2 separate regions of the Homo sapiens genome follow, and region 2 is linked to region 1. A link is an interaction called in ENCODE POLR2A ChIA-PET data of the cell type or tissue named here. Cell type or tissue: CD4-positive, alpha-beta T cell. All regions are shown on one strand.

Region 1 (2,500 bases):
ACTATCACAAGGACAAAAAACCAAACACCGCACGTTCTCACTCATAGGTGGGAATTGAACAATGAGAACACATGGACACAGGAAGGGGAACATCACACACCAGGGCCTGTTGTGGGGTGGGGGGAAGGGGGAGGGATAGCATTAGGAGATATACCTAATGTTAAATGACGAGTTAATGGGTGCAGCACACCAACATGGCACATGTATACATATGTAACTAACCTGCATGTTGTGCACATGTACCCTAAAACTTAAAGTATAATAATAATAATAATAATAATAATAATAATAATAATAAATCCTCACTGGGATGTCATGTTCACAAGGCAGGGACCAACCGTGCCTATCTTATCATTCATCATCTCCCCAGTGCCTAGCACAGTGCCTGGCATACAGTAGGGGCTGGATAAATGCTTGTTGTTGATGCTGCAATCCGACAAAGGAGATATTGTGCTGCTTTGCTGGTGTACAGCAGCTTAGGTTTTGGCGGTCACAAAACTAGTGAGTAGCAGCAGCCAGGCACCCAATCCAGTGCTCTCTCCATCCTCACACCTGTATGGATGCTAAACTGTGCATCGCTCTGTGCAGTCTATCACTTGTGTGGGATTCTGGGATTTTTTTTAAAAAAAGCTTCTGATGAACAATATCCCTTTGAGGACCTGTGGATTTGGAATCTGAGTGCCTGCTCCCCACCTCCCAAAAGAATCACATTATTAAATGTATATTCTTTCAGATTACAGGTTTCTATAAAATGGACCTTGACCTCATGGCTCAGGGGGTTTCAAAGCCCTGTCGCAGCCTTGCTCTCTAGGTATGCATTTTCAAAGTCTTCAGAAGATAGAGCGGTTTTTCCAAAATGATCAAAGGACACGCCTCCTGAGGCGCCCTCCCCTTCTCCTGGCCCACTCCTCAGCTGGCCTCTGCGTCTGCCAGAAGTGCTCAAATGAGGCTGATTTCTGAAGAAATGTTTTCATCATAAGAATTGCAAGCAGGCAAGCCTCCGGCTTTTGCTTGTCAATGCACGCGTTTCCAGCCTTTTTAGTTCCTTTATCAGATACTTCCTGCCCCCTAGTGGTGGGAAGCAGCAAAAAGGACAGGCTGACCTAGATACTGTTTCCAGAGCTGACTATTCAGCCGTTAGAGCAATCATTGTTCGAAGCAAGCAAGAGCAGGAAATAAACAAAAACCCTTTCACGGTGGTGCTCCAGGGTCTAGTTGTTAATTTTTGAGCGAGGAAAAGTTGTTCATGAAAAAATATATAGTATTTGAGCACATTTGATGGAAAATAAAAAGGAATCTTTTGCAGGGCCACACCTCGCCATCCTCCAGGGTTGTCATTCTCAATGTGCTCTACGTGGACGGCTCTGCCCTGCGTCGCCAGGTGCTGCCACCCTGCAATGTCACTGTATTTCTTAGATGCTGAACCAAGCCCAAGGCAAGGACTCCCCTGCTCTGGAATGTGTGAGCAGCTGCTGAGGTCTGCATGTAGAGGAATAATTACCACTTTCTGTGGAACGAATACTCAACTTAGGACCAAATAATAGCAATCTAGGAAATTTAGAAATAGTAAAGATTTTTGGTTTATATGTAATGGATGTTGCTGCTGTTCCAACCTTACAAAGTAAAGCTGTCTGCTTCCCAAATTCCAAAAATTAAAATACTCCTCCACCTCATCCTACCAACCAGTGCCCTTTGGCTCACTCTCATCTCGACACAGGTGCTGTAGCTTAGTACACATCAGGAAAGGGCTGCCCTACACTTTTCTTTCCGGAAGCAAACAGTGAGTGAATGGGAGATGCACCAAGAAACCTTATGACTTCGGCTACCTGGTCATGCCCTGCCTTTGCTCTGACGGTCACATTTCTTTTGGGAGCTGTCCTAAGATGGTTGATGGAACACGGGCTTTGGAACCAAACAGTTCCAGCTCCACTGCAATCCATGTATTAGCTGTGTGACCTAGAAAATTCACTGAGCCCCTCTGATCCTGTTTTCATCCGTAAAGCAGGGCTAATGATACTTTCCTCACAGAATTGCTATGAGAACTAAATAAATATCTCTCTGTATATCTTGTATCTATTATACATACACAGTCATGTGTCACTTAGCGTTGGGGATGCATTTTGAAAAATGCATCATTAGGCAATTTCATCTTTGTGCAAACATCATAGAGTGCACTTACACAAACCTAGATGTATAGCCTACTACACACCTAGGCTTTATGGTGTAGTCTATTGCTCCTAGGCTACATACCTGTACAGCATGTTACTGCACTGAATACTGTAGGCAATTGTAACACAAATAAGTATTTGTGTCTCTAAATATACCTAAACACAGAAAAGGTACAGTAAAAATACCATAAAAAGACAAAAATGGCACACTTGTATAGGGCACTTACCATGAAAGGAGCCTGTAGGATTAAAAGTTGCTCTCAGTGAGTGAGTAGGTGACGGCTGAGTGAATGTCGACTTAGGACATTACCATACACTACCGTGACTTTATA
Region 2 (2,500 bases), 170 kb before region 1:
TCAATACCCTGGTTACAACACTATTATTTCTTAAAACTGTATATAAATCTATAATTATCTCAAAGTAAGAAGTTTAGTTAAAAAGATGAAGGAAAAACTCTTATGACTAGAGGGACAATTTTCTTTTTTTGAGATGGAGTCTCGCTCTGTCCCCCAGGCTGGAGTGCAGTGGCACGATCTCAGCTCACTGCAAGCTCCGCCTCCTGGGTTCACGCCATTCTCGTGCCTCAGCCTCTCAAGTAGCTGGGACTACAGGCGCCCGCCACCACGTCCAGCTAATTTTTTGTATTTTTAGTAGAGACGGGATTTCATTGTATTAGACAAGATGGTCTCGATCTCCTGACCTCGTGATCCGCCCACCTCAGCCTCCCAAAGTGCTGGGATTATAGGCATGAGCCACCGCGCCCGGTCGATTAGAGGGACAATTTTATTTGATATACAGCAACACTGAACATTATTAAATATTCAAACACTATAATTTTCAGTATGAAACAATAAAACATATCCCCTGAAAATTCTTGTACCACAACCACTCTTCAAAGATTCATATATAAACAATAAGAATTTTAGCTCACCTTCCACGCTATCAGAACAGGAAGTTCCAATGCCAGTGTCTCCACTGTCAGAAGCTATACTGTGTCTCCTGATATGGTTATTTCGATGGTTAGATGGAACAGTTGTGGCCTGCCACAATGATTCATTAGCAGGTAGCCATGCTGATGAATAATCTGGGCCTAAAAAGGGAAATATGTAACAGTTAACACATATATCTGAGTAGGCAGAAGATTTTTTTTTTACCTTGTGGAAAATACACATAGGGTATAAAAGGTATAAAAGGTTCTTTTCTGCCCAAAATAATTTAAAATGATCAACAAAATTAACCAAATAAATGTATATATCACACATATATCAATTAAGTGTGATTACATAGCTTCCTCTAGCTGAAGAACTCTGTTTTCTGCTTCCGGGCATTAAACTTTTAAAGACGTACTGCTGTGTTATTAAAAATGTTGGAACTATCCACTTATCTTCAAATGTCAGTACTCTGCTCTAGAATAATTGATAGGTGGCATCTGTGATTATACATACATGCGTTAGCTGAAAATCAGGGCTCAGGAAAATTCAATAATAATGCATGATAATATAAATAGGATATCCACATGGAATATGAAAACAATCCATTTTTTTCTGCTATATATCTACTAAATTTTTTCTACAATCATCACTTAAAATTTTTAAATTTTACATTATTTTATTTGAATTATTTCCTTAATTATTATTTAATAACAGTTTAATAGCACAGCATTTTCCTACTCTTAGCTTGATTTGTCTTTTTTTTTTTTTGAGACGAGTCTCGCTGTCACCCAGGCTGGGTGGAGTGCAGTGGCGCGATCTCTGCTCACTGTAAGCGCTGCCTCCCGGGTTCACGCCATTCTCCTGCCTCAGCCTCCGGAGCAGCTGAGACTACAGGTGCCCACCACCACACCCCGCTAATTTTTGGCATTTTTAGTAGAGATGAGGTTTCACCGTGTTAACCAGGATGGTCTCCATCTCCTGACCTCGTGATCCACCCGCCTCCGCCTCCCAAAGTGCTGGGATTGCAGGTGTGAGCCACCGCGCCCAGCTAGATTTGTCCTTTTAATTTAAATACTTTTTAGCTAATTTAAGGTTTTTCAATGTTCTTTCAATGTTTATTTCCACTTACTCACTTTTACTTAACTTTTATTTGACTTTTTCTGTTTTACCCATCACTTATTTTATTGTCTAGTACAGTGCTACTCAAAGGATATCAATGGACCAGTGCCAATCTGTACTATTTGTTACAAGTTAGATGCAGAAATAAATAAGCATCTAGAAATGTTATTGTACTATAATTAGAAAGAGAAATTTTAAATTCGTTCAACTTTACATAAAACCTGTAGAAGCACAAATCTTTACTAATGCCTAATACAGTAAGTCTCAATTCAGGGCTTACAGAATTATTCATAAAAGTTAAGAAGTTCCCCTACATGAATTTTAGGCTCTCATTTCAATGACAGTTCTTAAAAAATTAATAAGCACATTACAGATTATCTGAACAGCCAACTTAAAACATTATTTCCACATAATTTCAATGCTCCCGTATCTGTATAGCAGCCTTAAAAAGATTTATCACATAATTCAATGTCCCCATCTGTGTTTTGCGGTTGAAATAGCAGTTGCTTCTAAGTAAAGAGCAAATGACATCACTGGGTATTTACCATTATTTGAAAGAAGATAGCTTTACAGAATTATTCATTGATACCCTATTGAAACCGGCATGCAAGGAATGCCTTCTGGCAGTTTAAACATAAGGGTAACAAAACAACAAACGTGCATAAAATTAATTATACCAGTTTTTTTAACCACACTTTTAGGATTAGTTGTTCTCTATGTCAGTATTAAAATCAAAATATATAAACAAATTAATAAAACCAGACCTAAAGCTACCTCTATCATACTAAGCTCAACATTAATGATT

Evidence for each region. ChIA-PET counts read pairs that join two places held together with the same protein. Peaks named below come from ENCODE experiments on the same cell type or tissue, not always from the same donor. Only the 100,000 strongest peaks of a DNase experiment are listed, where the experiment ranks them.
Region 2: POLR2A ChIA-PET joins it to region 1 with 5 read pairs; 2 of 35 experiments call an interaction of 5 or more read pairs at or near these places.

Annotation. Positions count from the first base shown.
Region 1 is chr6:118,799,626-118,802,125 of GRCh38, forward strand. No RefSeq gene overlaps it. Among named protein-coding and RNA genes, the nearest start is that of ASF1A, 93 kb to the right of the region's middle. In CD4-positive, alpha-beta T cell, a CTCF peak has its summit at 1,070 (motif pointing left); a DNase peak (open chromatin) is centred at 1,066; H3K4me3 peaks cover 249 bases; H3K27ac peaks cover 462 bases.
Region 2 is chr6:118,631,878-118,634,377 of GRCh38, forward strand. CEP85L (centrosomal protein 85L) reads right to left here. Exons shown (of 13, transcript NM_001042475.3): 2 at 576-734. Among named protein-coding and RNA genes, the nearest start is that of CEP85L, 18 kb to the right of the region's middle. In CD4-positive, alpha-beta T cell, no CTCF peak of the experiment used is centred here; no DNase peak of the experiment used is centred here.